Regions from separate parts of the Homo sapiens genome. Here region 2 is linked to region 1. The links are chromatin loops, found by intact Hi-C in ENCODE. Cell type or tissue: mammary epithelial cell. All regions are shown on one strand. Each heading gives the region's core, and the rest is flanking DNA. Links, peaks and the distances in the headings are about the cores only.

Evidence for each region. Peaks named below come from ENCODE experiments on the same cell type or tissue, not always from the same donor. Only the 100,000 strongest peaks of a DNase experiment are listed, where the experiment ranks them.
Region 2: it touches region 1 in a loop (6-fold over the local background); 4 of 110 quality-filtered maps call a loop at or near these places.

What each region holds. Positions count from the first base shown.
Region 1 is chr10:97,403,138-97,419,037 of GRCh38, reverse strand. LOC644215 (a long non-coding RNA gene) reads left to right here. Exons shown (of 2, transcript NR_157582.1): 2 at 1-291. Among named protein-coding and RNA genes, the nearest start is that of RRP12, 9.7 kb to the right of the region's middle. RefSeq lists an enhancer at 391-440. In mammary epithelial cell, for the core only: CTCF peaks have their summits at 11,423 and 11,714 (motif pointing left); DNase peaks (open chromatin) are centred at 10,407, 11,467 and 11,557; H3K27ac peaks cover 359 bases.
Region 2 is chr10:97,453,605-97,469,778 of GRCh38, reverse strand. It overlaps MMS19 (MMS19 cytosolic iron-sulfur assembly component), which reads left to right. Exons shown (of 31, transcript NM_022362.5): 11 at 56-133; 12 at 675-813; 13 at 1,373-1,527; 14 at 2,196-2,274; 15 at 2,878-3,003; 16 at 3,194-3,275; 17 at 3,620-3,720; 18 at 3,825-3,974; 19 at 5,766-5,921; 20 at 7,097-7,196; 21 at 7,660-7,762; 22 at 7,883-7,951; 23 at 8,157-8,283; 24 at 8,772-8,872; 7 more. The coding sequence ends at 11,087. ZDHHC16 (zDHHC palmitoyltransferase 16) reads right to left here. Exons shown (of 12, transcript NM_198046.3): 7 at 16,116-16,174; 8 at 15,933-15,980; 9 at 14,980-15,065; 10 at 13,996-14,119; 11 at 13,735-13,805; 12 at 12,409-13,002. The coding sequence ends at 12,888. Among named protein-coding and RNA genes, the nearest start is that of ZDHHC16, 16 kb to the right of the region's middle. In mammary epithelial cell, for the core only: a CTCF peak has its summit at 5,979 (motif pointing left); a DNase peak (open chromatin) is centred at 5,858.

The sequences.
Region 1 (15,900 bases), core at 10,155-12,654:
AGGCGGGCAGATCATGAGGTCAGGAGATCGAGACCATCCTGGCTAACACAGTGAAACCCCATCTCTACTAAAAATACAAAAATTAGCCAGGCGTAGTGGCGGGCGCCTGTAGTCCCAGCTACTCAGGAGGCTGAGGCAGGAGAATGGCGTGAACCCAGGAGGCGGAGCTTGCAGTGAGCCGAGATCGCGCCACTGCACTCCAGCCTGGGTGACAGAGCGAGACTCCGTCTCAAAAAAAAAAAAAAAAAAGAACTTCCCTGACAGCACCCAGGTTTCCCTGATCCGCCCGCATTGTCAGACTTCTAAGGCCAGGCTTTAGTCCAAGCCTCTTTCTTTTTTAAATTTATGGCACTCTCAAAACCACCTGGTGTGCGTCAAGCCCTCTGCCACTAGACCCTGTGTGAAAACTGTAATGGTAAAATGCTCAAACCAGGGCAATAAGCACATTTTGACCCTTCTGCTTTCATTCACATAAAACTGATTTCTCAGTCTATATTAATCTTGGATCACATTTTTTTTTTTGAGACAAGGTCTCCCTGGGTTGCACAAGCCAGTTTTAAACTCCTGACCTCAAGCGATCCTCCTGCCTTGGCCTTCCAAAGCACTGTGTGAGCCACTGAGCCTGACCTCAAAATTGTACATTCAAAACAAGCTGACGTCCTGGGCACAGGAGGCACGTGCCTGTAGTCCCAGCTACTCAGGAGGCTAAAGCAGGAGGATGGCTTGAGGCCAGGAGTTTGAGGCTGCAATATGCTATGATCACACGTGTGAATAGCCACTGTACTCCAGCCTGGGCAATAAAGTGAGACCCTGTCTCTAAAAAAATTTAAAAAAAAAAGCTGGCAGAAACTTAGTTATTTGGGATTGATTTGCATCAAGTTTAGTGAATTGTTGGGAGATTAGCAGTGTGTTAGTCCAGTGTGGGGAAAAGAAAGAGAGATCAGATTGTTGCTGTGTCTGTGTAGAAAGAAGTAGACATAGGAGACTCCATTTTGTTTTGTACTAAGAAAAATTCTTCTGCCTTGAGATGCTGTTAATCTGTAACCTTACCCCCAACCCCGTGCTCTCTGAAACATGTGCTGTGTCAACTCAGGGTTAAATGGATTAAGGGCTGTGCAAGATGTGCTTTGTTAAACAGATGCTTGAAGGCAGCATGCTCGTTAAGAGTCACCACCACTCCCTAATCTCAAGTACCCAGGGACAGGCCAGGCACGGTGGCTCACGCCTGTAATCCCAGCACTTTGGGAGGCCAAGGCAGGCAGATCACGAGGTCAGGAGATCAAGACCATCCTGGCAAACACGGTGAAACCCCGTCTCTACTAAAAATACAAAAAATTAGCCGGGCGAGGTGGCGCACGCCTGTAGTCCCAGCTACTCGGGAGGCTGAGGCAGGAGAATGGCGTGAACCTGGGAGGCGGAGCTTGCAGTGAGCAGAGATCACGTCATTGCACTCCAGCCTGGGCGACAGAGCAAAACTCCCTCTCAAAAAAAAAAAAAAAAAATGAATCAAGTACCCAGGGACACAAACACTGCGGAAGGCTGCAGGGACCTCTGCCTAGGAAAGCCAGGTATTGTCCAAGGTTTCTCCCCATGTGATAGTCTGAAATATGGCCTCGTGGGAAGGGAAAGACCTGACCGTCCCCCAGCCCGACACCCGTAAAGGGTCTGTGCTGAGGAGGATTAGTGTAAGAAGAAGGAACGCCTCTTTGCAGTTGAGACAAGAGGAAGGCATCTGTCTCCTTCCCGTCCCTGGGCAATGGAATGTCTCGGTATAAAACCTGATTGTATGTTCCATCTACTTAGGGGGAAACCGCCTTAGGGCTGGAGATGGGACATGCGGGCAGCAATACTGCTCTTTAAGGCATTGAGATGTTTATGTGTATGCATATCTAAACCACAGCACTTAATTCTTTACCTTGTCTATGATGCAGAGACCTTTGTTCAGGTGTTTGTCTGCTGACCTCTCCACAATTATCCTATGACCCTGCCACGTCCCCCTCTCCGAGAAACACCCAAGAATGATCAATAAATACTAAGGGAACTCAGAGGCCGGCGGGATCCTCCATATGCTGAACGCTGGTCCCCTGGGCCCCCTTATTTCTTTCTCTATACTTTGTCTCTGTGTCTCTTTCTTTTCCAAGTCCACCTAACGAGAAACACCCACAGGTGTGAAGAGGCAACCCACCCCTTCAGTCCAGGATCTCCTAGAAGCAGTTGCCAAGACAGGATGTGCAGGAAATATATTAGAAGTGTCTGTGACAGGAAATGGGGCTGGGAGCACAGGTGTGATGCTGCGTAAGGGAAGGAGGAAGGAAGGTTTGGTGGGTGGCAGCGTCGTCTTAGATTGCAAATGCAATTCTGGGGAAAATTCAGCAAGCCTGTTGGGGGCTACTCCAGCCGAAGTTACCCTTCTTCAGAGGGGTCCTCAGGCTCCCAGGACCAGCCTGCCTTCACATCCTTGATACAGGGATGCTAAGTCATGACTGGATGCAGCCCATGGGCAGCACAGCATCTGAATGCTAGGAGGGGCCCTCAGCCAATCAGCTCTCTTCCCTGGGTATGGTGGCTTATGCCTGTAATCTTAGCACTTTGGGAGGCTGAGGCAGGTGGATCACTTGAGTCCAGGAGTTCAAGACCAGTCTGGGCAACACAGTGAGACCCTGTTTCTAAAAAAAAAAAAAAAAGAAAAGAAAAAGATAGGCCAGGCGCGGTAGCTCACGCCTGTAATCCCAGCACTTTGGGAGGCCGAGGTGAGCGGATCACAAGGTCAGGAGATCGAGTCCATCCTGGCTAACATGGTGAAACCCTTTCTCTACTAAAAATACAAAAATTAGCCAGGTGTGGTGGCGGGCGCCTGTAGTCCCAGCTACTTGGGAGGCTGAGGCAGGAGAATGGCGTGAACCTGGGAGGCGGAGCTTGCAGTGAGCCGAGATCACGCCACTGCACTCCAGCCTGGGCGAGAGTGCGAGACTCCATCTCAAAAAAGAAAAAAAAAGAAAAAGAAAAGAAAACATTATGCTGAGCCAAAGAAGCCAGTTACAAAAGACTGCATGGTTTATGATTTTACTTATATGAAATGTCCAGAATAGGCAAATCTATAGAGACAGAAAGTAGATTAGTGATTGCCAGGGGCTGGCAGGGTTGGGGGTGATAAATACAGGGTGTGGGGTTTCTTTTTGAGGTGCCAAAAAATGTTTTAAAGTTGACTGTGGTGATGTTGCACACATCTGTGAAGATACCAAAAACCACTGAATTGTACACTTTATTTTTTATTTTATTTTATTGAGACAGAGTCTCACTCTGTCACCCAGGCTGGAGTACGGTGTCACGATCTCAGCTCACTGCAACCTCCACCTCCTGGGTTCAAGTGATTCTCCTGCCTCAGCCTCCCGAGTAGCTGGGATTACAAATTTGTGCCACCATGCCTAGCTAATTTTTGTATTTTTAGTAGAGACAGGGTTTCACCATGTTGGCCAGGCTGGTCTTGAACTCCTGACCTTAGTTGATCCACCCACCTCGGCCTCTCAAAGTACTGGGATTATAGGCATGAGCCACCGCACCTGACCAAAAGTTTTAAACAATTATTTTAAAAAACAAACCCACCCGAGCCTACCTACCAGAAGCCTTTGCTCAATGGGAGTGAAGTGGGCGGGTAGCTCTGGTGGATCTAAGTGGCCACTGAGCTGCAGAAAAGCATCCGTCTGCTTTTACCCTAGTCCTGACAGAGCTCAGAACCTCCCATGGCAGCTCCAGGGATGGTTCTTAGGGTTGTGGTTGGGCAAACACATGTGGTTCCCACTAAGCCCAAGGAGAGACATAAAGGAGAGACCAAGGAGAGGCTTCTGTGGAGAAGGCAGGGGCAAAAGCTGGCTGTAAGGTCTGGCCAGCTGCACCACACTGCCCACCAGCACCTCATCTTCTCCTTTACGGAAGAAGTGACTGGGAGTCCGGGATCCTAGGTCTCATTTCTGATTTTTTTTTTTTTTTTTTGAGATAAGGTCTCACTGTGTCTTGTGGGTGGGAGTGCAGTGGTGTGATCATGACTCACCGCAGCCTGAGCTCAAACTCTTGAGCTCAATCCTCCCATCTCAGTCTCCCAAGTAGCTGAGACTACAAACATGTGCCATCACACCCCGCTAATTTTTTTTTTTTTAGACAGTCTTGCTCTGTAACACCCAGGCTAGAGTGCAGTGGCACGATCTCGGCTCACTGCAACCTCTGCCTCCCGGGTTGAAAGGATTCTCCTTTCTCAGCCTCCCGAGTAGTTGGGATTATAGGCACCCGCCATCATGCTCAGCTAATTTTTTGTATTTTTAGTAGAGACAGGGTTTCACCATGTTGGTCAGGCTGCTCTCGAACTCCTGACCTCAGATGATCCACCAGCCTCGGCCTCCCAAAGTGCTTGGATTACAGGCGTGAGCCACCGCGCCCGGGCTTTTTTATTTTTTTAAGAAATGGGGTCTCACTATGTTGGCCAGGCTGGTCTGAAGCTCCTAGGTTCAGGGGATCCTCCTGCTTTGACCTCCCAAAGTGCTGGGATCACAGGTGTGAGCCACTGCACCCAGCCCTAGGTCCCATTTCTGATTAGGTATGTTCCTTACAATGCAACTAACTTCCCTGATTCCCTGTGTTGGAAACACCTCAGCCACAGGATCTTGGAGAGGTGACAAACTGGACCTTTGAATACCTGGGCCAGGCAAGTATTCTGACCCTAGCCAGCCTGTGAACTTCCCTCCCCAGAGCCAACATGGTCCTTTATAAAAGAAAACAACCTCTGAGAGTGAATGTTTTGAGCTACAGTCACTTGAGGGGGAAAAAAAAGCTCATACCCACAGGAAAGACTGTTCTGCTGCCATGGCAACAAGTCACCACCATAACCAGTTTTAAGCCACTTAAAGACAATTCCTCTCCCTTCAGCTGAACAATTTTCCTCAGTGACCAGACATCTGACACCAGCCAATCGGTAACAGCCACACTGGTTGGCCAACCAATCCCTAAACACTACCTCCCTTGATATGTGCCCACCATTGATCTTCAACCTCCTAGCACCTTATATAAGATCAGTGCCCTGCTCCACTCACAGGGATTGCACCTAACAGGCCCAGCTCCACCTCCCTTAAGTAAGTACTGTAGTAAATGCAGCTTTTTGGTTCAGATGTTGAGAGATGGTCTTTTCTTTAGACACACTCGTATTCTGGAATCTTGCCTTCCTGGGAGCGATTGATTCTCACTTCCTCTGTGGTGTCATTGCCTCCATGCCTCTGAGCCTCGTATACCTGTACGCATCATATGCCTCTATGGTGTCACTGGGGAATGAGAAAAAGGCCAACTCCAGGCGTGGTGGCTCACGCCTGTAATCCCAGCACTTTAAGAGGCCGAGGTGGGCAGATCACCTGAGGTCAGGAGTTGGAGACCAGCCTGCCCAACATAGTGAAACCCTGTCTCTACTAAAATACTAAAATTAGCTGGGCGTGGGGGCGGGCACCTATAATCCCAGCTACTTGGGAGGCTGAGGCAGGAGAATTGCTTGAGCCTGGGAGGCAGAGGCTGCAGTGAGTTGAAACTGTGCTACTGCACTCCAGCCTGGGCTACAGAGCTAGACTCCGCCTAAAAAAAAATAAATAAATAAAATAAAATAAAATAAAATAAAAGGCCAACTCTTCTTCTCTACAAGGCACCAATGAAGACTGGATTTCAGACCCCTCATCTGGGAAACTAAGCAGTCCACATACTTCACAACTGTACACGGCAACCGTGCTCACCCCTCATAACCGCTAGCCTTCACGTGTCATTCTACCTCCCCGATACCTTCTCCAATCTGTCCTTCCCTCTTTGCCCCCGCTGCCACATTCTTAGTTTCAACCCTTATGGTTTCTTTCCTGTACTGATGCAGCAGTTTCCGACACATCAGTGACTCAGGTCTTGCCTGCATCTAGAGCAAACACATCGTGTTCTTACTTGCCCCTGTGCCTTTGTAGCTGCTGTGGCCTTGCTTGGCCTGAACAGCCACCCTCAGCTTCCTGGTCAACTCTAGCTCATGCTGTAGCACTCAGCTCCAACGTCACCTCACCTGAAAATTGGCCCTGACTCGCCTCTCAGACATGACTATAGTCTGCCAGGCTCTGGACTCCCATAGCTCCTGACCATACCTGGATGATGGCACTGATTGCCACAGGGATTGTTTACTGCCACCCCAACCAGCCTGTGAACTCTAGATGTGAGAGCTAGGCTGCTTTCATTGCTTGGTAACCAAATGGTTATAAAGAACAGGAATTGGGAGAGGAGTAAATTACAATTATAACTCCCCACTTAATGCTATTGGGAATCTTTCCCTAGCTTTGGTTTCCCCATTTTAAAATGTGGATAATAGGCCAGGTGCAGTGGCCCGTGACTGTAATCCCAGAACTTTGGGAGGCGAAGGCAGGAGGATCATGTGAGGCCAGGAGTTAGACACCAGACTGGATAACATAGTGAGACCCTGTCTCTAATTAAAAAAAGAAAAAAAGAAAAAATAATAATAGGCCAGGCGCGGTGGCTCACCCCTGTAATCCTAGCACTTTGGGAGACCGAGGCAGGCAGATTGCCTGAGGTCAGGAGTTTGAGACCAGTCTGGCCAACGTGGTGAAACCCGATCTCTACTAAAAATACAAAAAAATTAGCCAGATGTGGCGGCATGTGCCTGTGATCCCAGCTACTCAGGAGGCTGAGGCAGGGGAATTGCTTGAACCAGGGAGGTGGAGGTTGCAATGAGCCAAGATCATGCCACTGCACTCCAGCCTGGACGACAGAGCAAGACTCAGTCCCAAAAATAAATAAAAAATAATAATAATAAAATAAAATGTGCATAATAATAGCACCTACCCTATACAGTGGTTGCGAGGACTCAGTAGGATCACACATGTGAAGTGCCAGGTCTATAGAGGCTAATAAATGATAGTTCTTATTACCACAGAGAGCCCCTGACACAAAGGATACATCCATTAAATGCTATTTTCCTCTCCTCTTCTCTGCCACAATGCCCAATCTACTTGGCAGGATGGTATAGTGGTTGGATAAATGATGGACCAACATTTCTGTTATTTTCCTTGATTGCAACCTTCAAAAATTATTGTCCAGGCAAGATAGCTCACGCCTATAATCCCAACACTTTGGGAGGCTGAGGCAGGAGGATTGCTTGAGCCCAGAATATTGAGACCAGTCTGGGCAACATAAGGAGACCTTGTCTCTGCAAAAAATTTAAAAATTAGCTGGGCATGGTGGCATATGCCTGTAGTTCCAGCTACTTGGGAGGCTAAAGTGGGAGGATTGCTTGAGCTCAGGAGGTCAAGGCTGCAGTGAACCGTGATCGCATTCCAGCTTGCATGACTACTGCATTCCAGTCTGGTTGACAGACATAAAAGATATACCTTGGACAGCCCCTCTTAGACACCCTAAGAGCGTTATCTGAACCTCTCTTGTGCCCCTTGCTGAGCTCTGCATAAGTCATGTGTTCACTTGGCAAGCAGATGTATTGAGCCACACACTGTGGTAGGCTCTGATGGCGCCAGAGTAGACCAGACATGGTTCCTGTAATCAGGGGTTTCACAGTCAGATGGTCAGATGAGGGAGGCAGAGAAGCAAAATGCAATTCTATTAATTGAGCATCAGTGAACAATAAAGTTACCAGGGGCTTTAGAGAGCTCTGGGTACAACATCTTCAATGTACAAATAAGAAAACCGAAGAGTTTTGTGCTTGTCTTTTCACCATTCCCCCATAGGTTACTTTCTTTTTTTTTTTTTTTTTTTTTTTGAGACAGAGTATCTTGCTGTTGCCCAGGCTGGAGTGCAGTGGCGCGATCTTGGCTCACTGCAACCTCCACCTCCCAGGTTCAAGCAATTCTCATGCCTCAGCCTCCCAAGTAGCTGGGATTACAGGCGTGTGCCACCATGCCTGGCTAATTATCCCCTGTAGGCTTCTTTTTTTTTTTTCTTTTTTTGACGGAGTCTCGCTCTGTTGCCCAGGCTGGAGTGCAGTGGTGCCATCTCGGCACACTGCAAGCTCCGCCTCCCAGGTTCACTCCATTCTCCTGCCTCAGCCTCCCGACTAGCTGGGACTACAGGTGCCCGCCACCACGCCAGGCTAATTTTTTGTATTTTTAGTAGAGACAGAGTTTCACCATGTTAGTCAGGATGGTCTTGATCTCCTGACCTTGTGATCCACCCGCCTCAGCCTCCCAAAGTGCTGGGATTACAGGTGTGAGCCACCGCGCCCAGCCCTATCCCCTGTAGGTTTCTTAAGGCAGAGCAAGAGTCTTTTTCTTTTATTATTTATTTATTTTTTTTTTGAGACGGAGTTTTGCTCTGTTGCCCAGGCCGAAGTTCAGTGGCACAATCTCAGCTCATTACCATCTCCGCCTCCCAGGTTCAAATGATTCTCCTGCCTCAGCCTCCCGTGTAGCTGGGATTACAGGTGTGCGCCACCATGCCCAGCTAATTTTTGTATTTTTAGTAGATACAGGGTTTCACCATGTTGGCCAGGCTGGTCTTGAACTCCTGACCTCAGGTGATCCACCCGCCTCAGCCTCCCAAAGTGCTGGGATTACAGGCATGAGTCACCGCACCCGGCCAAGAGTCTTTTTAGATGGAGTTTCACTCTTGTTGCCCAGGCTGGAGTGCAATGGCGTGATCTCGACTCACTGCAACCTCAGCCTCCCGGGTTCAAGTGATTCTCCTGCCTCAGCCTCCCAAGTAGCTGGGACTACAGGCATATGCCACTATGCCTAGCTTATTTTGTATTTTTAGTGGAGATGGGGTTTCACCATGTTGGTCAGGCTGGTCAGGTGCCCGGCCCATAAGCTTCTTTAAATACTTTCATATGTGTGCTTAGCATAGTACCTTGCACATAATAGGTGATCAAGAAATAACTTTTGAGTATGTAACTGGGTTAAATTAATTAGAACCAGTCCTCCTAACACCCAGCTGAGATCCAGAGGCTGCTAGTTGCCTCCCCAATATCAATTCTTCCTTTCTCTCAATAGGCACAGGGGGTGAGCTGCAACTTACCCAACTAAAAGACTAAATTTCCCAGCCCCTTCTGCAGCTAAATTTGGCCAAATTACTAAATTCTAGTCAATCAAGTGGAACTGACTTAGCTGGAAGGTGCACCTTTTGGCTCTTCCTCCTTTCCTTCCTACACTAGGCCTCCACCTGGATCATGAGTGTGACAGCTGGAGCTCCTGCAGCCCATCTGTGGAGCACAAGGTGACAGTGAAAATGGAAGTCATACGTTATGGAGGTTGAAGCAGAAAAAGAGAGGGATCCCAGGATCCTGAAGATTCTGTGGAACTGCCATAGCAGCCTGGACTGCCCATTACCTCCTGATTTCCATTTCTTGAATGTGAGAGAATTAACCCTTGCCTGTTTAAGCCACTGTAGCAGTCTCTTATAGCAACTGAACACAATTCCTTACTGATATAGAGGCCCTGAGAAGAATGAAGAATTTGAAGTGGTAAATGGGGAACGGTTTAATTTTGGGGTAAGTGGAGAGAGAACAGTCCTCCCCATTGAGCAGAGTCCCCTGCCATGCCCAGATTCCAGTCTTCCTCAGCCTAGGAGGGGACATGCTTCCTCTCCAGCACACCAGGCTCTTTCCCCAAGAGTTATTCTAGAAAGCAAGCTCTTTTTGGCTTTTGGATTTTTTTTTTTTTTTTTTTTTTTTTTTTGAGACAAGGTCTCACTCTGTCACCCAGGCTGGAGTGCAGTGGCACAATCATGGCTCACTGCGGACTTGACCTCCTGCACCTCAGCCTCCCGAGTAGCTGCGACTGTAGGCGTACATCACCATGCCTGGCTATTTTTGTGTTTTTTGTAGAGTTGGGGTTTCTCCATGATGCACAGGCTGGTCTTGAACTTCTGGGCTCAAGCGATCCTCCCACTTTGGCCTCCCAAAGTGTTGGGATTACAGGCGTGAGCCACCACACCCAGCATCAAATGGAATTGTAATGCCCCAGGAGCTGAGGGACACTTGACCCCTGCAGCAGTGCTGTGCCAGGCACTGGGCTAAGGATTTCACATGCATTATCTCATTTTAGCCTCATAACAGCAGCCCCATTTTCAGATGAGAAGACTGTGGCTCACAGAGCTCAGCCGCCTGCCCCGGCTCACGCAGCTGGGATGTGGCTCCAAACCCAGGCTTCCTAAGTCCAAAGCCTGGGCTTCAACACAGCTCCAGCAGTTAGGAAAACCGTCCGGAGCAGCTGCAACAACAACGGGTTGGTCAAAATGCCCTGACCTTGAGCTCTAGGTTAAACACCCAGACCTCTGCTTCCTCTTTGTTTGAGGCAAGAGGCTAAGCCTCAATTTCCCTTTCTTCCTGCCCAGTGTCATAACAGATTACAACTTGCTGACCTAAAACTGGTTTTACTGCTCCGCATGGCCACAGAACTTTGGGTGTGGCAGCTCTGTTACCTCCACAGGAGCCTTGCAGACAGTTTTAAGAGCAGTGCAGGCCGGCACGATGGCTCACGCCTATAATCTCAGCACTTTGGGAGGCCAAGGCAGGCAGATCACCTGAGGTCGGGAGTTCGAGACCAGCCTGACTAACATGGAGAAACTCTGTCTCTACTAAAAATACAAAATTGGCCGGGCTTGGTGGCACATGCCTGTAATCCCAACTACTCAGGAAGCCTGAGGCAGGAGAATCGCTTGAACCCGGGAGGTGGAGGTTGCAGTGAGCCGAGATTGCACCATCGTACTCCAGCCTGGGCAACAAGAGCGAAACTCCGTCTCAAAACAGAAAAAAACAAAAAAAACAAGGGCAGTGCTATGGGGGGAGGGGGTTCATCCTGGGCTAAGCGTTGGATCTCCTGGCTTCTGCTCACTGTGTGACCTTGGGGGTGTCACTGAACCCCTTAGAACTATGTTTCCCCATCTGTGAAATGAGGACACCTGCTCTGTCCTCCTCACTTAGAGAATTAATGAAAAAGTATTTTGGAACTGAGGAAGAGTTTTTTTAGATGATAATAATAGCTCACATTTATTGCATGCTCACTGTGTACCAGGCAGCGTGCTCAGCACTTAAAATTCATTATCTTATTTAGTTCCCATAAATCAGACAGGTAGGCATTCTTATCATCTCCATTTTACAGATGTGGAAAACTGAGGCTCAGGGAAGAGTAAGGTGAGTTGTTCAAGGTCACAGAGCAAGTGGTGGTACTTGAATTCCAACCCAGAGAGTCTAACTGCAGGACCTATCCTACAGATGTGGTGGTCCTTATTAACCATATGTGGAGGGGCTGATCATGGATACAGCTAGAGCCTCTGGGTGGGAGTTACTGCTGGAATTCAGGGGTGGAGAGGTGAGCCCTGGGGTACCGGGTGGAAGAGATTGTGCTCAGGCCATTTGGATGCCTATCGTCCTCTCTTCTGGTAGAGCACGCCTCCTGGAGGAGGCTCTGAGCAGATGCCTCAGGATGGACGGCCAGCAGGTGACCTAGGGCCCCTCAATGCCCATACCAGGCTGACGATTTAGCCAGGGCTGTATTCAGTTACGACGCAGACTCGGTTTGGAGGCCAGCAGGTTTCTGTAGCCCAGGAAAAGGATGGGACATCTGCCACTACCCTTGGCCTCTGCATCTCCGCATCTGATTTGCAAAATCCCAGTCTACTAGTTGGTATTGCAGGCTCTCTATAGGGTTTTAGCCCTAACAGGTTGTTGGTAGCACTCCCTCTGGTGGCAAAGATGCACCACTGACCCCTCTGTAAAGCACAATACTACACATGTTTTGGAGTTGTCCGTAATTTGACACAGATACACAGTTTCTTTTATTTTTATTTATTTATTTATTTATTTTTGAGACGAAGTCGCACTCTGTTGCCCAGGCTGGGGTACAGTGGCACGATTTTGGCTCACTGCAACCTCTGCCTCCCGGGTTCAAACGATTCTCCTGCCTCAGCCCCCCAAGTAGCTGGGATTACAGGCGTGCACCATAACGCCTGGTTAATTTTTGTATTTTTAGTAGAGACGGGGTTTCGCTATGTTGGCCAGGCTGGTCTCGAACTCCTGACCTCAGGTGATCCACCTGCCTCGGCCTCCCAAAGTACTGGGATTACAGATGTAAGCTACCATGCCCAGCCACAGATACACAGTTTCATACTGAATCCTCACAGCAGCCCAGTGGGTTCAGAATTATTATCACAACTTTCAGCCAGGCACAGTGGTTCACACCTGGAATCCCAGCACTTTGGGAGGCCAAGGTGGGTGGATCACTTGAGGTCAGGAGTTTGAGAACAGCCTGGCCAACATGATGAAACCCCATCTCTACTAAAATTACAAAAAGTCATCTGGGCGTGGTGGCACATGCTTGTAATCCCAGCTACTTGGGAGCCTGAGGCAGGAGAATCGCTTGAACCCAGGCGGTGGAGGTTGCAGTGAGTCAAGATCGCGCCTCCGCACTCCAGCCTGAGCAATAGAGTGAGACTCCATCTCAGAAAAAAAAAAAGTAATTATTATCGTAACTTTAAATAATATGACACATTAGAATGTGTAAAAAAAATGTATAAATAAATAAATAAAGGGAAAAAAAGAACAAGAATCGGAGACTTAGAGAGGTTAAATCCCTTGCTTGGTTTATAGGTAAAGTATGTCCTGTCTTGAACCCACCACTTTACCTGCCTTCTTTCAGCAATTACCCCAAGTCTAGACCTCTGGTTGTGAGCACAGCTCGCTTATAACAGTTTCCACATTCTGCTTCCTTTTCCTCCCCCAGCCACCAGTTCCCTTTTCTCAGCCTTCCCACTGAGGTCTCAGCCTGTGACCCAGGCACAGGGCCCCACTGGAGGATGATAATGTCTTCAGAGACTTGGAAGGGCTGGGGCCTAGAGTCTGAACTGACTTCAGTCTTCTCTGCAGCGACGCTTTCTCACATTAACACACTTTATGCTCTCTCTGCTCTAGGTGAGAGGACCACTTTTTTTTGTTGTTTTTTGAGACAGAGTCTCACTCTGTCACCCAGGCTAGAGTGCAGTGGCTTAATCTCGAGTCACTGCAACCTCCGCCTCCCGGGTTCAAGCGATCCTCCCACCTCAGCCTCCGAGTAGCTGGGACTACAGGTGTCTGCCATCATGCCTGGCTAATTGTCATATTTTTTGTAGAGACGGGGTTTCACCATATTGCTCAGGCTGGTCTCGAACTCCTGGGCTCAAGTTATCTGCCTGCCTCAGCCACCCAGAGTGTTGGCATTACAGGCGTAAGCCACCGCCCCCGGCCCACTTTGTATTTTCAGTAAGCCCATGAAGTGTAATATACATGTAAGCAGGGCATGGTGGCTCACGCCTATAATCCCAGCACTTTGGGAGGCCAAGGCGAGCAGATCACTTGAAGCCAGGAGATCGAGATTTGTCTGGGCAACGATAGCAAGATTCTGTCTCTTTTTTTTTTTTTTGGAGAAGGAGTCTCGTTCTGCTGCCCAGGCTGGAGTGCAGTGGTACGATCTCAGCTCATTGCAACTTCCGCCTCCTGGGTTCACGCCATTCTCCTGCCTCAGCCTCCCGAGTAGCTGGGACTACAGGTGCCCGCCACCACGCCCAGCTAATTTTTTATATTTTTAGTAGAGACAGGGTTTCATTGTGTTAGCCAGGATGGTCTCGATCTCCTGACCTTGTGATCTGCCCGCCTCGGCCTCCCAGAGTGCTGAGATTACAGGCGTGAGCCACCGCGCCTGGCCAAGACTCTGTCTCTTAAAAAAAAAATTAGCTTGGTGTGGTGGGTATGTGTCTGTAGCCCCAGCTATTTGGGAGGCCAAAGCAGGAGGATGACTTGAATTCAGGAGTTTAAGGTTATAGTGAGCCATGATCATGCCACTGGACTCCAGCCTGGGTGACAGAGTGAGGCCCTAGCTTTAAAAAAAAAAAAAAATTAGCCAGGCATGGCAATGCATGCCTGTGGTTCCAGCTACTCGGGAGGCAGAAGTGGGAGGATTGCTTGAGCCTGGAGGTCAAGGCTGCAGTGAGCCATGATTGTGCCACTGCATTTCAACCTGAGTGACAGAGGAAGACTCTGTCTCAAAATAAATAAATAAATAATTAAATCATAAATAAATGGGATTATAACTATGTACTCTTGTGTCTGGAGTCTTTTACTCAACCTAGGTCATGCATGATATATGTAGCAGTAGTTCCTTCTCATTGCTATACAGAGTCAAATACTATAGTATTCCATTATATATCAATATGTCACAATTTATCCATTCTACTCTATCTCTCTGTCTGCCTGTCTGTCTTATCTATCTATCTATCTATCTATCTATTCTAGACACAGAGTCTCACTGTGTTGCCCAGGCTGCAGTGCAGTGGCATGATTATAGCTCACTCTAACCTTGAATTCTTGGGCTCAAGTGATCCTCCTGCCTTAGTTTCCCAAGTGGCTAGGACTACGGGTGCATGCCACCACATGTGGCTAATTTTTAATTTTTTTTTAGAGATGGGGTCTCACTATTTTGCCCAGATTGGTCTTGAACTGTTGGCCTCAAGCAATCCTCCTGCCTCAGCCTCCCAACGCACTAAGATTACAGGTGTGAACCAGTGCATCCAGCCTCATTCTACGGTTGATGGACATTTTATTATTTCCATTGTGAACATCCTCCTATATCTCTTTTTTGCATATAAGTAAACATCTCTGTTGAGTAAATATGCAGGAAGGTATTGCTGGGTCATGGAGCAAGACTGTATTCAGTTTTAGTAGATACTACCACACAGTTTTCCAAAATGGTTGTATCACTTTATACTCCAATGGCAGCATATGTTGCCAGTTTCTCCACATCCTTACCAACATTAGTATTGCTAGTCTTTTTAATTTTAGCCATTCTGGTGGGTGTGTAGTGGCATTTCATTGTGATTTTAATTTGTATTCCCATGTTGATAATGAAACTGGTATCTTTTCTGTTCTGGTCTGTTCTTTTTCTTTTTTTTTTCTTGAGACAAAGTCTCACTGTGTCACCCAGGCTGGAGTGCAGTGGTGCTATCATAGCTTACTACAACCTCAAACTCCTGGGCTTAAGAGATTCTCCTGTCACAGCTTCCCAGGTAGCTGGGACCATGGGTGCACGCCACTGCACCCCACTATTTTTCTTAGTTTTTGAGGAGACAGGTCTTGCTGTGTTGGCCAGGCTGGTCTCCAACTCCTGGGCTCAAGTGATCCTCCTGCCTCAGCCTCCTAAAGTGCCGGTATTACAGGCGTGAGCTAGCATGCCTGGCCTGTTTTTCATATATTTATTGGCCATTTGGATATTAATTTTTGTGAAGTGCCTGTTCATGACTTTTTTATTTTTTGTACAATACATCATGATGTTCAGCTGTTTGTGTCTTTTGCCATTCTTCTTTTTTTTTATTTTTGAGACACAGTCTCGCTGTGATGCCCAGGCTGGAGTGCAGTGGCACGATCTCAGCTCACTGTAACCTCCACCTCCAGGGTTCAAGTAATTCTCCTGCCTCAGCCTCACAAGTAGCTGGGACTACAGGTGCCCACCACCACGCCCAGCTTAATTTTTTTTGTATTTTAGTAGAGATGGGGTTTTTCACTATGTTGGCCAGGTCTTGAACTCCTGACCTCGTGATCTGCCCACCTTGGCCTCCCAAAATGCTGGGATTACAGGCGTGAGCCACCACACCCAGCCGCCCATTCTTTTTTTTTTTTTTTTTAATTTTTTTTCTTTTTTGAGACAGGGTCTCACACTGTCACCCAAGCTGGGGTGCAGTGGTGCAATCACGGCTCACTGCAGCCTTGACTTTCTCTGGGCTCCCACCTCAGCCTCCTGAGTAGCTGGACTACAGGTTCACACCACCATGCTCAGCTAATTTTTGTATGTTTTGTAGAGACTGGGTCTCATGATGTTGCTCAAGCTGGTCTTGAACTCCTGGGCTGGA
Region 2 (16,174 bases), core at 5,036-7,535, 56 kb before region 1:
ACATCCTAGGGTGTCTGAGTGTGTACATAACTGATAGCAGCGGTTTCCTTGGCAGAATGCTTGCTGTGCTGTGTATGGACAGAAGGAACTGAAGGACTTCCTCCCCAGCCTTTGGGCTTCTATCCGCAGAGAGGTGAGTGTCACTCAGATAAACTCACTACTGTTAACTTTCAATTGTCAGGCATGAGGGGAAATAATACATCCTGTCCTTTTCCCTCTGTCATCCCCAGGGCCAAGATATAATGCCTGGTTATTCAGGAGGCAAGTAGGGGGACATAATTCTAGTTGAATGACAAGAGAGAGAGTCCCTATGTGACGGTCAGCTGCTTGGTAAGAGCAGCTGATCACCTTTGCACATTACCCACTTCTTGTCCTTCTGTGGCAAGGAGTGCAGGTCATGGTGCCTTTGGCACCATGGTGAATAGAAAGGTGAGCAGAGCCACTGCTCAGAGTTGGCTTTTTGTTTCTCAGAAAGTATGTGTCTCTGTCCTGAGTGTGACTAAGGACTTGGTAAGAACACACCAATTGAGAAGACACTCAGTTGGGGTGTTAATTTCCATTTCTGTGTCCTAGAGGTTCTCACTCCCCTCTCCAACAAGGAAATAGGCAGTGGATTGGTGGGGTCTCATCTGGTGCAGGCTCACCTCAGTAGCCATGGGATCCCTCCCTGACAGGTGTTCCAGACGGCAAGTGAGCGGGTGGAGGCAGAGGGCCTGGCGGCCCTCCACTCCCTGACTGCGTGTTTGTCTCGCTCTGTGCTGAGGGCTGATGCTGAGGACCTCCTTGACTCCTTCCTTAGCAACATTCTACAGGGTAATGGGGCCGTGGCAGCCAGGAAGGGGAGTGAGCACAATAGAAACGACATTCCTTGCCTGGGTGCGGTGGCTCACGCCTGTAATCCCTGCACTTTAGGAGGCCGAGGCGGGTGGATCACCTGAGGTCAGGAGTTAAAGACCAGCCTGGCCAACATGGTGAAACCTCGTCTCTACTAAAAATACAAAAATTAGCCGGGCGTGGTGGTGGACGCCTGTAATCCCAGCTACTCGGGAGGCTGAGGCAGGAGAATCGCTTGAAAAGGCAGAGGTTGCGGTGAGCTGAGATTGCGCCACTGCACTCCAGCTTGGGCAACGAGAGCAAAACTCCATCTCTAAAAAAAAAACAAATGACATTCCTTAAGGGCCAGTGACCTTTATTGTTTAGTCCCAACATATTTGGTGATTTGGGGGCGATAGCCCTACTTTGAATTGAAAACAATTTGAGTGTTAACTGCTTGCAAACTGTCATGGGTCTCAGTCTCCAACCTCTGTGGACTGTAGGGGAGTCAGGCACCATTTGGCCTCCTCCCCAGCTCTGTGATGTGCTGCTTCTCTAGACTGCAGGCACCACCTGTGTGAACCGGACATGAAACTGGTGTGGCCTAGTGCCAAGCTGTTGCAGGCAGCTGCAGGTGCATCTGCCCGGGCCTGTGACTCTGTCACCAGCAATGTACTGCCTTTACTGCTGGAACAGTTCCACAAGCACAGTCAGGTAAGGGAGCAGAATCTTTGGGGGAAATGATGGGACCTGTGTGCTAGGTTCCCTTTCTCAGAGAGTGAGCTAAGTTTTAGCTTGGGCCAACATAGTAGACCTTGGGTTTTGCTCCCATTAGCTGCTGCTGCTGCTTCCCTTACTCACTTTTTCCCTGTCTCATACATAAAAGGATCATTCTCCCAAGACAGGAGGATAGCTTGAAGCCAGGAGTTCAAGATCAGCCTGGGCAACAAAGTGAGATCCCATCTCTAAAAAAAAAAAAATTTTTTTTAAATTAGCCAAGCAGGACATGCTGGTTCATGCCTGTAATCCCAGCACTTTAGGAGACCAAGGCAGGACAATCACTTGAGGCTAGGATTTAAAGACCAGCTTGGGCAACAAGACAAGACCACATCTCTACAAAAAAAAAAAAAAAAAATTAGCTGGATAAGGTGGCACGCATCTGTAGTCCCAGCTACTCAAGAGGCTGAGGCGAGAGAATCACTTGAACCTAGGAGGTCGGGGCTGCAGGGAGCTATAATCATGCTACTGTATTCCAGCCTGGCTGTGGCATAGCAAAACCCCCATCTCTTGGAAGAAAGAAAGAATTTTCCCTATATCCAGAGTAGCAGGATTGAAATCCTTTAAAATATTCTTTGACTCTAGTACCCCTTGAAACGTTACAGAGCAGCCAGCGGCGGACAATCCTTGAAATGCTCCTGGGTTTCTTGAAGCTGCAGCAGAAATGGAGCTATGAAGACAAAGGTGAGGTTGCCTTCCATTGCAGTGCTCTGGGGACTGTTGAACACTTCAGCCTATAAAGGATAGCAGGGCAAAGAGTGCTGTGGAAAAGTAGTCTAGAACAGTGGTCCTATTCTGAGGTTGTAGCACAAGAGAACACTTAACAGATGAGATGGATGAGATCTGTTTATTTTTCTCAGTGTGCTTTCTGGATACCCAATGGATTAAGCTCTTTAAATCTGCCCCAGGAGGCGGGGCATGGTGGCTCACACCTATAATCCCAGCACTTTGGTAGGCTAAGGCAGGCGGAAAACTTGAGGTTAGGAGTTCGAGACCAGCCTGGCCAATATGGTGAAACCCTGTCTCTACTAAAAATACAAAAATTAGCCAGGCCTGTTGGCACATGCCTGTAATTCCAGCTACTCGGGAGGCTGAGGCAGGAGAATGGCTTGAACCTGGGAGGCAGAGGCTGCAGTGATCCGAGATTACGCCACTGCACTCCAGCCTGGGCAACAGAGGCCTTGTCTCAAAAAAAAAATCTACCCCAGGTTGGCTGTGTATCACAGCTTAGTCAGGGATATGGAATGCAGTGGCTTCCTTCTAACCTGGCCTCTGTCTCTTCCCTAGATCAAAGGCCTCTGAATGGCTTCAAGGACCAGCTGTGCTCACTGGTATTCATGGCTCTAACAGACCCCAGCACCCAGCTTCAGCTTGTTGGCATCCGTACACTGACAGTCTTGGGTGCCCAGCCAGGTACATCTTAAGGGAAAGAGAAGAGGAAAATATTGGTCCTTTTCTTGTAAGACTGCCTTGGTGAAAAGCAGCCTTACTATCCTCTTCTTACTGCAACTCTGGATGATTTGGGATTTCTAATAAGAGCTTAGAAGGGTTGTGATGGCTGCAGGGGAAGAAAGATGAGATTCATGTTCCCTTCTAACTACAGATCTCCTATCTTATGAGGACTTGGAGCTGGCAGTGGGTCACCTGTACAGACTGAGCTTCCTGAAGGAGGATTCCCAGAGTTGGTGAGAATTTAAAGCAATGAGATAGAGCAAGCTGTTCCCTGCCTCTGTATTGGCAGCAAAAGATCAAGCTAGGACCAGGGCTCTGTGCTTCTGACCCTTGGCTCTCCTTAGGGGAGGTGAGCTCTGTGTTAGACTCTGGCTGCTAACCAGTTGGAGAGATGTAGGACTGCTCTCTTCTTAGGCTTTAAGAAGCCCTGTCCAACTCAGTGGTGTAGGTACTTGAGTTCTGCTCTTTAGCAAGGAGGCGTTGGGAGCTCACACTCCTGAATCTGCCTAATATCAGACGTAGGCAAGAGAGCTGTGAGCCCAGGCTCAGCCAATGCTTATCTGCTCTGCGCCTCCAGCAGGGTGGCAGCACTGGAAGCATCAGGAACCCTGGCTGCTCTCTACCCTGTGGCCTTCAGCAGCCACCTCGTACCCAAGCTCGCTGAGGAGCTGCGTGTAGGTATGTGTCTCTAATCCTCTGTGGCCCATCCCTTTCCAGCAAGGCTTTGGGGCCTTCGTGCTTCCTATCACACAGTAAACCTTTGTCTCATGGGTTGCTTTCAGGGGAGTCAAATTTGACTAACGGAGATGAGCCCACCCAATGCTCCCGGCATCTGTGCTGTCTGCAAGCCTTGTCAGCTGTATCAACACATCCCAGCATCGTCAAGGAGACACTGCCTCTGCTGCTGCAGCATCTCTGGCAAGTGAACAGAGGTAACTACTAGGAATAACCACCAACGGACTGGGCTGAATAGGGAGCTGTAGTCTCTAAGGCAGTGGTTCTAGCTGTAGCTATACATAAGAGTAACAGAATCAACTCTTTTAAAAGAAAAAAAAAATACTGATGCCTGCGTCCAACTGAATCAGTCTCTGAGGAGGGATGGGACTTAGGCAACAGTACTATTAAGAGTACCCGGCCAGGGCCGCTGCTCTTGCCTGTAATCTCAGCACTTTGGGAGGCCGAGGCCAGCAGATCACTTGAGGTCAGGAATTTGAGACCAACTTAGCCAACATGGAGAAACCCAGTCTCTACTAAAAATACAAAAAATTAGCTGGGCATGGTGGCATGCGCCTGTAATCCCAGCTACTGGGGAGGCTGAGGCAGGAGAATCTCTTGAACCCACAAGGCGGAGGTTGCAGCGAGCTGAGATTGCGCCACTGTACTCCAGCCTGGCCAGCCTGGGCAATAGAGTGAAACTCTATCTCAAAAGAAAAAAAGGGTTGGGCGCAGTGGCACATGCCTATAATCCCAGCACTTTGGGAGGCTGAGGCGGGTGGATCACAAGGTCAGGAGTTTGAGACCAGCCTGACCAACATGGTGCAATCCCGTCTCTACTAAAAATTATCTGGTCATGGTGGCAGGCGCCTGTAATCCCAGCTACTCAGGAGGCTGAGGCAGGATAATCGTTTGAACCTGGGAGGCGGAGGTTGCAGTGAGCCAAGATCATGCCATTGCACTCACACCTGGGCAAACAGGGTGAAACTCCATCTCAAAAAAGAAAAAAAAAAGTGCCGGGCTGGGTGTGGTGGCTCATGCCTGTAATCCCAGCACTTTGGGAGGCCAAGGCTGATGGATCACTTGAGCTCAAGAGTTTGAGACCTAACCAGCCGATGCAACATGGCGAAACCGCATCTCTACAAAAAATACAAAAATTAGCCAGGAGCAGTGGCATGCACCTGTAGTCCCAGCTACTTGGGAGGCTAAGGCAGGAGAATCACTTTGAGCCCGGGAGGCAGAGGTTGGAGCAAGCCGAGATCGCTCCATTGCACTCCAGCCTGACCTGGGCAACAGGAGTGAAGCCCTGTCTCCAAAAAAAAAAAAAAAAATTACCTAGGTAATTTTCATGTGGGATCTGAATTGAGAGGCATCACCCTAAGGCCGTGGTGCTCAAAAGATGGTCTGTTAACCAGCAGCATGGGTGACATCTGGGAGCTTGTTAGAAGTGCAGAATCTCAGGCCCTCACTGATCAGAATCTGCATTTTGACAGTGTACCCTGGTAACTCGTAGACTGTTGAGTTTGAGAAGCACTGCTCCAATGCAAAAGTGACAGCAGCCTGCCCTGTGGGTAGATTCAGGCCCACTGTGGTTGATCCAGCAGCTGTTACATAGTAGAATGAATACTAGACTTGGATTATAACTTGGGCTTGATTCCTGACTTTGCACTTCCTGTGACCCTGGAAAAGCCACTGATCATGTATTTCATTGTGCCTCCATGTCCTTCTCTATAGAGTGAGGGAAATGATACTTCTAAGGTTGTTATGAAAAATAAGGAGAGAATATATACAAGTGCTTCTGCTGCAGAGCCTGGGACAGAGCAAGTCTCAACTATGAAGTCTGAATAGATCAGAAAGAACAGCCAGGAGAATAAAGTGACTCAGCTTTTTAATAAGGCACTCTTGGTCCCTTCAGTCACTCTTCTTTGTTCCTCTCATCTGCTGTGTAATTGGAAACACCTGAAAGTGCTTTTAAGCAAACCTTACAGAGAACACTTTCTCATCAACAGGGAATATGGTTGCACAATCCAGTGACGTTATTGCTGTCTGTCAGAGCCTCAGACAGATGGCAGAAAAATGTCAGCAGGACCCTGAGAGTTGCTGGTATTTCCACCAGACAGCTATACCTTGCCTGCTTGCCTTGGCTGTGCAGGCCTCTATGCCAGGTAACTTTCCACCTCTCCTTCCTGGCCTTTGGGAACTTTGCCCTCTGCTGGTGTTGAACAGCACCACCCTCTGGGTATTGGTGGTACTGTATTTTGTACCATCAGAGGTTTATTTTCAATCCTTTGTCCTCAGAGTGAGATTTCACTTCATAGCAAAGGGTGCCACCCTGACCAGTGGCAGGAACCAAAATCCACTAGTGTTAGCAACATTCAAAAGAATGCACACCTTTTCCCCATGAAGTGCTATGTGATTAGTTTACTTAGAATTGGACTCTGGAGTCAAGCCCACCTGGTTGGGTTTTATCCTCAACTCTACCACTTGCTAACTTAGGTGAAGATATTCAGCCTTTCCACGCTTCAATTTCCTCACTTGTAAGATGGAGATAAAGAGTACCGTCTAGGCTGGCGCCATGGTTCACACCTGTAATCCCAGCACTTCAGGAGGCCAAGATGGGAGGATCACTTGAGTCCAGGAGTTTGAGACCAGCCTGGGCAACACAGGGGACCCTGTTTCTACAAATAGTCAGACATAGTGGTGCACACCTATAGTCCCAGCTGCTCAAGAGGCTGAGGTGGGAGGATCACCTGAGCCCAGGAGTTCAAGGCTGCAGTGAGGCATGATTGTGCCTCTGCACTCGAGCCTGGGTGACAGAGCGAGATCCTGTTCCTGTCTCAAAAAAAAAAAAAAAAAAAACTGTTTCACAGGGTAGTTGGTAAGGATTAAATAAGTTAGTGTATAGTACCTGCCACATAGGAAGTACTCAGTGTATGATAGTTGCTATAAATAATAAGGACCCATGAAGATAAATCTATGTTTTTAATTTTTTCAGAGACCAACATTACTATTTTTTTTTCCTTGCATCTCCAGGGACACCAGGGACAACATTTCTATTTCTTATGTTAAGAATGTTCATCTTAGCTATCCCTCTTTCCCACTGTTGGCCTAGTCTAAAGACTGTGCAGAGTTCTCAGGAGCGCTCTGTGGCCCCAGGTCAGACCACTCCTGTTTCTGGTGCCCTGATTCTCAGGACTATAGCACTACCAGAGACCAGATTAAGAACTGCTGTCGTGGCTAGAGTCAAGCCCCAGAGTCAGTGATGCTGACAGAACCCAATCATTCATTTCTTGAACCCGTCATGGTCTTGTGATTGTGTGCATGTGTGTGTGTTTTGCAGAGAAGGAGCCCTCAGTTCTGAGAAAAGTACTATTGGAGGATGAGGTGTTGGCTGCCATGGTGTCTGTCATTGGCACTGCTACAACCCACCTGAGCCCTGAGTAAGTATAATCATGGATGTGGCTTGAACCCAGGGAGAAGGATAGCATTCTTAGGAAGAAGCAACAGGTAGCTGCCTTGTCAGCTGTCCTTTTACCTATATGTAAATGTGGTGCAGTTAATCGTCTTGTAAGTTTTGTTGACAAAACAAAAGGAAGGGGCTCTTAGCACCATGGACTATGAGGGTGGGAAGCCAGGGCCAGTGGTTCTTAGCCGCAGATGTGCTTAAGAATTACCTGTAGAGCATTTTAAAATATACCTTGACTTCCCAGATGGGAACCTGAATGGAAATGATTACTGGCACATATGTGCCAAATTAATATTTGTTCAATGCATGAATGATCAGGGCATGTCCCATTGACGTGGTGATCCTAATTCAAACCCTAGGTTGAAAAGCACGTCTGTGGAGGAGAGGGCTGCTTTAGAATCCTAGCTCCTTGGTCATACCTAGTACTCTGCCCCCAGGTTAGCTGCCCAGAGTGTGACACACATTGTGCCCCTCTTCTTGGATGGCAACGTGTCCTTTCTGCCTGAAAACAGCTTCCCGAGCAGATTCCAGCCATTCCAGGTAACAGTCTTAGAACTTACATCCTTCAAGCTGGTTTTTTTTTAGGGCTAATCTGGAATGGGTAGAGGGGCAGACAAGCTTATTGCTGGCAGGCTTGATCGGGCTCTCCTTCCTTTATAGGATGGCTCCTCAGGGCAGAGGCGGCTGATTGCACTGCTTATGGCCTTTGTCTGCTCCCTGCCTCGAAATGTAAGTGAGCACATTTGGGAAGTACTGTTATTTAACCTTGACAAGGTGACTCCGGGCTGAAATTTGCCACAGGCTAAGCTGATCTTTTACTTCCCCCACCAGAGAAGTTAGTTCTCATCCGTCCCGGTCCCTGCTGCCACTATGTACTGGTTCTCTTGGAGTTCAAGTGTTCTCTGGGTCCATTACATGGCCAGGTTTTCTGTAGGTGGAAATCCCTCAGCTGAACCAACTCATGCGGGAGCTTTTGGAACTGAGCTGCTGCCACAGCTGCCCCTTTTCTTCCACCGCTGCTGCCAAGTGCTTTGCAGGACTCCTCAACAAGCACCCTGCAGGTACTGAGATCAGACTATGTAAGGAGCCTCCCAGAATCAACTACCCATGAAATCTTATAGCTCAGTACTCATTCTCTTTTTAAAAGGAGCTTGCTAATAACATTAACAGGGCTTCAACTGCTCAAGCACTGTCCTGGGACTGCCCGTGGGAAAAGCGTCAAGACCACAGTTGGGCAGAGCTTTATAGTACCTAAGAAGAGAAGGGAGCACAAAGAGTCTAGTTCTGCCGTCCTACTCCCTACAGTGGGGCTAGTGTGGATAATTCTTTATTGGAAGTAGATGACCCTCTCTTTTCAAATGGCAGCACCTCTGTATTATGAGAATACCAGGCTCTTATGCAGGTGTCCAATCATTTTGTCCACAGGCAAAAATGATATTTTCCCTTTCTAACAGCTTCTCAGGGAGCTCTGCACTTAAAGTGATTTGCATTTCATTGCTAAAGGGAAAATGTGTAGCCTTTATGTCAGCATTTCCTCTCTCCTTTTTAGGGCAGCAGCTGGATGAATTCCTACAGCTAGCTGTGGACAAAGTGGAGGCTGGCCTGGGCTCTGGGCCCTGTCGTAGTCAGGCCTTCACTCTTCTTCTCTGGGTAAGGAGTTGGAGTGGAGTCTGGTTAGCCAGAGAGGCAATTATGTCTGGTTAAATAAAATGTCCCTGTTTGACCCTAAACCATAAACATCTATGTCTCAGGGTTCTCGGGTTTGAGTGTCATTCCCCAATTGCTCTCTCTGTCTCCAATTACAGGTAACAAAGGCCCTAGTGCTCAGATACCATCCTCTCAGCTCCTGCCTTACAGCCCGGGTACGTCCTTTCTGGAGACAGAAGAACCCAGGACCTAAACAAACTTTCTGGTTGCTCCTATTCCTCCCAAGGACTTCCATCCTCCCCTGTGTGTTTTTTGTTTTCTTTTCTTTTTTCTTTTTGGAGACAGGGTCTTACTCTGTCACCCAGGCTGGAGTACAGTAGTGCAATCACAGCTCACTCCAGCCTCAACCTCCGTAGGCTCAAGTGATCCTCCCACTTCAGCCTCGCAAGTAGCTGGGACTACAGGGGCACCCCACCACACCCAACTAATGTTTGTATTTTTTGTAAGAACTGGGTTTGGCCATGTTGCCCAGACTCCTAGACTCAAGCAGTCCACCTGCCTTGGCCTCCCAAAGTGCTAGGATTACAGGCATGAGCCACCACACCCGGCCCCATCCTTATCTTTGGCACTTAAGATTCTTCTTCCCTGATGTACCTCAAAGGCTCTTTTTTCTCCAGCTCATGGGCCTCCTGAGTGACCCAGAATTAGGTCCAGCAGCAGCTGATGGCTTCTCTCTGCTCATGTCTGACTGCACTGATGTGCTGACTCGTGCTGGCCATGCCGAAGTGCGGATCATGTTCCGCCAGCGGTTCTTCACAGATAATGTGCCTGCTTTGGTCCAGGGCTTCCATGCTGCTCCCCAAGGTGAGGAGTCTGAAAGAAGGTCCCCACATATACACATCTCTCCTTTGCTTGGCCACATTCCCTAAGATAATTTAGGGCCCGCTTGCTTCTTTAGAGCTATATTGTGGTCTGTGCCTAGAAGACTAAACTTCTAGATTCTTGTCCCACTTCTTCCTTTCATGGGCGTATCTTGCTTATTCTGAGCGTGAAGGGCTCTTTCACCCGTTTGTAGGCTGATGTCTCAGCCTCACCACAGATTGGAATTGATTTCTCAAGCTATATATCTAAGTCCAATTTCTCCCCTAAGCCTTTCCATTTTTTACAGATGTGAAGCCAAACTACTTGAAGGGTCTTTCTCATGTACTTAACAGGCTGCCCAAGCCTGTACTCTTGCCAGAGCTGCCCACGGTAAGTCCCACAGGCAGAGCTTCTAAGCAAAGGACAAAGCTATTCTTCCCCAGATGGGGCTAGAAAGGGGAGGGAACAAGAACCAGGATCTTCATGATGTGGCCATCCCCTACCTTGCCCATTGCCCCTTAGCTTCTTTCCTTGCTGCTGGAGGCCCTGTCCTGCCCTGACTGTGTGGTGCAGCTCTCCACCCTCAGCTGCCTTCAGCCTCTTCTACTGGAAGCACCCCAAGTCATGAGTCTTCACGTGGACACCCTCGTCACCAAGTTTCTGAACCTCAGCTCTAGCCCTTCCATGGTGCGTTGAGCCCCAGCAACTCTTAGGCACCAGCATCTCTCCCTGGGCATGCTCTCACCTCCTTGTGGTTGTGTTCCAGGCTGTCCGGATCGCCGCACTGCAGTGCATGCATGCTCTCACTCGCCTGCCCACCCCTGTGGTAAGTACCTCAGGTGTCCTTCCCTGGCCTGGGAACATCTCAAGAGACACATAAGTACCTTTTTGCCTTAGTCAGGTGGGCTTGGCCACCCTGGTGTGTAATTGAGATCTGAATTACAAGGTACAGATCTTGTAATTCTGGGCCCAAGGATTCTTTTCCTTGGGCCCAGAAGGTAACAGAAAGGCCATCCTGCCACTTAACATCCCTTGGAATCACTAAAGATGTTTTGCTTTCCTCAGAATATTAGTTGTACAGAATCAAAAAAGCGGTACTTTCAGTTGCCTTGGATGAGCAAGGTTGATTATATCCTCTGACTCCACAGCTGCTGCCGTACAAACCACAGGTGATTCGGGCCTTAGCCAAACCCCTGGATGACAAGAAGAGACTGGTGCGCAAGGAAGCAGTGTCAGCCAGAGGGGAGTGGTGAGTTTCTAGGTCGTGGGGAGAGATGGGACCAAGATGAGCCTCATCACTAATGCTGCCAACTTTCTTTTTGCCTACAGGTTTCTGTTGGGGAGCCCTGGCAGCTGAGCCCTCAGTCCTGGCCTAGACTGTTCTGACAATCTAACCTGGGATTACTAACTGTTGAGCCATCTTCCCCAAAGCAGGGAAACCACTGGTCTCTGACTGCCTTTCCCACAGACACAGCACAAATGCTAGGCCTCTGTTGCATGGCTGTACAAAGAACATAAGAGTCCATATTTCTAGTGGATTTGTAAAATAAGTGTGTGTGAGACACTTGCGTTTGAAGAAAGATCTAGGGTCCTGGGTCTCTTGCATTTATATGTCAGAAAAGGGGCGATATGCTGCTGAGGGGTGAGTGCATATGAGTGTGGCCCTGAGGACCAGGGCTGGCAGATGTTGTCTACCTGCTGAAGAATAAAGATTTCTTTTGGTAATGGGGCTGTCAGATATTTCCCCCACCCCACATATGCCTCATATAACCAGAGGCATCACTGGAATAACAATGACAGGGATTGGCCAAAAATTTTTCAGGGTAACCAGGACAGTAGCACATGCCTGTAACCCCAACACTTCAGGAGGCTGAGGCAGGCGGATCACTTGAGGCTAGGAGTTTGAGACTAGCCCTGGCAGTATAGCAAGAACCCATCTCTACAAATAATTAAAAAAAAAAAAAAATTAAGCTGGGCATGGTGGCTGACGCCTGTAATCCCAGCATTTTGGGAGGCCGAGGCGCATGGATCAGTGGAGGTCAGGAGTTCAAGACCAGACTGGCCAACATGGTGAAACCCCATCTCCACTAAAAATACAAAAATTAGCCAGGTGTGGTGGCATACGCCTTTAATCACAGCTACTTGGGAGGCTGAGACACAAGAATCACTTGAGCCGGGCGCGGTGGCTCACGCCTGTAAAGCTTGTAATCCCAGCACTTTGGGAGGCCGAGGCGGATGGATCACAAGGTCATGACATCGAGACCTCCTGGCTAACACAGTGAAACCCCGTCTCTACTAAAAATACAAAAATTAGCCGGGTGTGGTGGCGGGCGCCTGTAGTCCCAGCTACTCGGGAGGCTGAGGCAGGAGAATGGCGTGAACCCGGGAGGCGGAGCTTGCAGTGAGCCGAGATCACACCACTGCACTCCAGCCTGGGTGATATAGAGCGAGACTCCGTCTCAAAAAAAAAAAAAAAAAAAAATCACTTGAAACTGGGAGGCGGAGGTTGCAGTGAGTCAAGATCGCGCCACTGCATTACAGCCTGAGAGACAGAGTGAGACTCCATCTCCAAAAAAAAAAAAAATGTAGGAAGCATGACCAGAACACCTACTCACTAGGTCTTGACCCTGACTTTCCCCTTCCCTGCCCTATCGTGAGGCAGAGAGTGAGAAGCTACATATCTTTAAAAATCGAATACCTTTATTTGTGCTCCCTTAAGCAGCATGTGAGAAGTGGCAGTGACCTCAGCAGCAGGCCTGGTATCTTTGCCCTGTTGAGAAGCCAAGATCTCAGCTGTACTAGTCAGGTGTTTTTTCAGACAGCAAGTAGAAGAGGTGGTGGCCAACTCCAGTGCTGTATCCTGGAGGAGGTCCGGGTCAGCACTGGGCAAGGTAGGTAGCTAGCTGCCTGACCCCTAGTCTGGGGTTGGAACTTCTGTTTGCCTGAGTAAAGGGATGTCAGTCCTAAGATTTCTCCACATTGTGTCTTTCTTCTGCAGTGGTAAAAAGGCTGGTCCTTGAATTGTCCTGCATGGTACCCTAAGGCAGGCCCACTGGCTCTTTTTGATCAAGGATTCTGAGAAAAGCTGCCCTTGGAGGCCCTTGAAATAACATAGGGAGCAGAATGAGTGCTCGAGTCGTGGCTGACACAGTCCAGCTCACACTGCCATCACAGAGGCTGAGTGAGCAGTCACCCAGGGAGGGGGCTCCCAGCTCATTCCATTCCCATGGGGCAAGTGACTAGAAGGTAAGAGCACCCGAGTAAGCCAGTGCCTAGAAGAGAAGAGAGAAATGTCTCTGAGTTCAAGAATTCTTGGTCCTTCCCAATCATCATTCCTTAACAAGCATACATCAAGGTATCCTGAAGCTACCTCGGTGTCAATCATGAAAGTAACAAAAGTTCTAATTTCTGCTACCCAATTTTATCCAACAAATGTACCTTTTGGTCCTTTGAAGGCCTTTTAAGGTTTCGAGCTAAACTTCTAAAGGTCCACTGTAAGCACAGTGATAGGAGTGTCATGTACATGGGAAAGGGAGGAGGGAAGGCACGTCTGTTCATCTGATTGTTACCGCCTCAGTAACTGCCATTTGAAAAATTGTTTCCCCTTGTCTTGGGCTGAGAGAGCTAGCTCCAGTTACTGTCTTAGGGCCTCTATGACAAGTAGATTATTTTAATCTCACAAATTATTGGCTTGAACTCTAGACACTGCTCTCCAAGTGAGAGGTGACTGGTGGCCACCATATCCTACACCCAGAGGCCCCTTCCTGAGCACAGCTTTCCTAGGATTCCACTGTAGTCACGTTGAAGCCTCATCTGTTACTTAAAACCACACAGTATTGGCCTCAAGCCTTTCTGGTTCAAATGGACAATGATCTCTATTCCTAGAGTCTAGAACTGTGCTAACACAGTAGCCACTAGCCATATTCCAAGTGCTCACAGGCATAGAACATCTTTCTCATCACAGTGTTCTGTTGGACAGCATTAGTCTGTGTGTCTTACATTACCTTCCTGTATCCACACCCAGGAATACCTTCCAGTTGTCCAAGCAGCCGTAGTTGTAAGGATTCCTAAATACCTGGAGCCAAGAAAAACATGTTTCTTTGAACTTCTAATTTTTCAGACTAAATTGGCTAAGCTAAAGCTCAGATAGAGTAGTTCTGGCCTTTTACAATGCTTGCCCTAGTCAGCCCTGCCCATGGCCTCTGTTTACAGGAGAGCAAGTTCAGTTACCCACCTACCCACCCCGAGCCTTCAACCCTACTCACTCTGCCCTTGGCCTGTAGCCGACGTCTCTCCTTCTTGTTGATGTGCCTTTCGATGCTAGTCTCACCTCGACTGATGAGAACAGCATGCCATACAGTTAGGGCACCCAGGGCAAGTGCCACAGAACTAAGAAAAGAGGGGCGAAGACTGGTGGGTAGTTTAGAGAGGGCTGGAGGAAGTATGTCTGAAATTGAGCTAAGCAGTAACAACTGGTTTGGAACCTCTCTACCTAAGTCTTCCTCACCTCCCACCATATATCCTAGATAAACTTTTACTTCACTATGTCTATAAAGAGCATCAATGAAAAAGCATCAAAGTGGCCTAAGAATAAATGATGTGAAGCCAGGCATGGTAGCTCATGCCTAGTAGTCCCAGCAACTCAGGAGACTGAGATAGGAAGATCATTTGAGTCTAGCCTGGGCAACATAGCAAGACTCCATCTCTGTTGTTGTTAAGGGAAAAGAGAGTATGTGGAAAGGAGAATAGAGAAATAAGTCTGTATTGCTGAGAAAATGTTCTATATTTCCTAAAATACCCATGCTTGGGAGATAGTGGGAAGTAGTAAACACCCAGGGTTGGAATGGGATGGCATGAAATTCAAATTCCAGTGCTAATATTCCTACTAGCTGTGTATCATAGAACAAGTCACTTCACTTCACTGCCCCTTGGCCCCCAATTTTCAGTTTTCCTCATCTATAAATACAGTCACCCAGCCTTTAGACAGGTGCTAAGATTAAATAAGGAGTTTAACTTACTTTGGTTACATATCAAGCACATACTTGTATCTGTGTGCTTAGTAATAAGCAATGCCAATATCCTCAGTGCTCCCTGCCCTGAATGCTGAAGAAAGTGCTGGCTCTCTGCCAACCTAAGTTAGACTAGAGCAGTGGCAGTTCACTTAGGAATGGGTTTCTGCCTGCGTGTGGGCACCTAAAAAACTTTTTTTCTGAAGCTTCCCCTCCCTTAAAACTATCAAAAACAAATACCTGCACAGGAACCAGAGGTAGACAAGACTCTTGTGAGTCATCCTTTCTCGAAAGGAGAAGGTGGGTGGTGGGGTCTGGTGATAAGTCTAGAAAAAGAAAACAGCAAAGCTGGCTCATTTGCTCTGTGGGTCTCCAGCAACTGCCCCCAGCACCTATAGGCAGGAAATGATCCAAATCCAGGCAGAGAAAACAGGGTAAAGCCACAGAGGAGTTAGGGTAGCAGCCAAGATGGGTGGACCAAGCCCAGCGGCATCACCACATGGACAAACACTGGGCAGCAGAGCAGGGTCTGGACAGGATGGTGAAGCACAGGAGAAGCTGACCCTGGGCCTGTAGAGTGACAACACAAATGGGGCTCCAGGGGAAGCCACTCCAATCCCCAGCCAGAACTCCTTCACTGCACAGCTGCATCCCCAAGAGAGGAGACCAGACCATACCCAGAATGGACTGACTGGAGTGGGGAAAACCACTAGGGACTGTGAGCTCCACTAGGGACTGTGAAAGGGCAGCAGAAATACAATCAAGATGGGCTCAGCAGATTAGGGAGTCCTAAAAGGTACTGGGGGGGCAGGGATGATCCAGATGCAGATGGACCAGGAGCAAGGGATGATCAGACTGGCTCTGCCTGATCTCTGTCCCCTGGAACCCCATTACACAGACTAACATAGACTCCTTGCTGCTCAGGCCATCACCAAGGCAGATTGCTTGCTCGACCCAAAGAGAGGTGATGACGGGATAGATAGCCAAAACTGTCACATACCAGGGACTTCCAGCTTGCCTGTAGGCCACTTAGTCTACCCACCACAGCCAGCCTGCCTGAACACTCCTGATCTGGTCTAGAGTGGCCTCTCGGCAGCCTCTACAACTACATGGGCAGGTCGGCCCCAGATGCCTTAGCAACTCTATACCCCCAGGCCTGAGCAGCAGGAGGCAGTGGGGTGGGGACAGCCCACCTGGTTGGCAACCGCCTGTAGTTTGTTCTTGTCGAGCTGTTTCATTTTCTAAGGGGACGGAAAACAGTGCTGGTTATACTCTCAGGCCTCTAGGATGGGGTGCTACCAGCCCCATTCCTTAGGGACAGGTTCTACATCCCGAAGTTCTGCACTACTGAGCTGCCCTGTTCCTGATGAGCTCACCTCAATGGCAGCATAAGCCTCCCGGAAAAGGTCCCAACTTCCATAGCTGCAGTAGACAC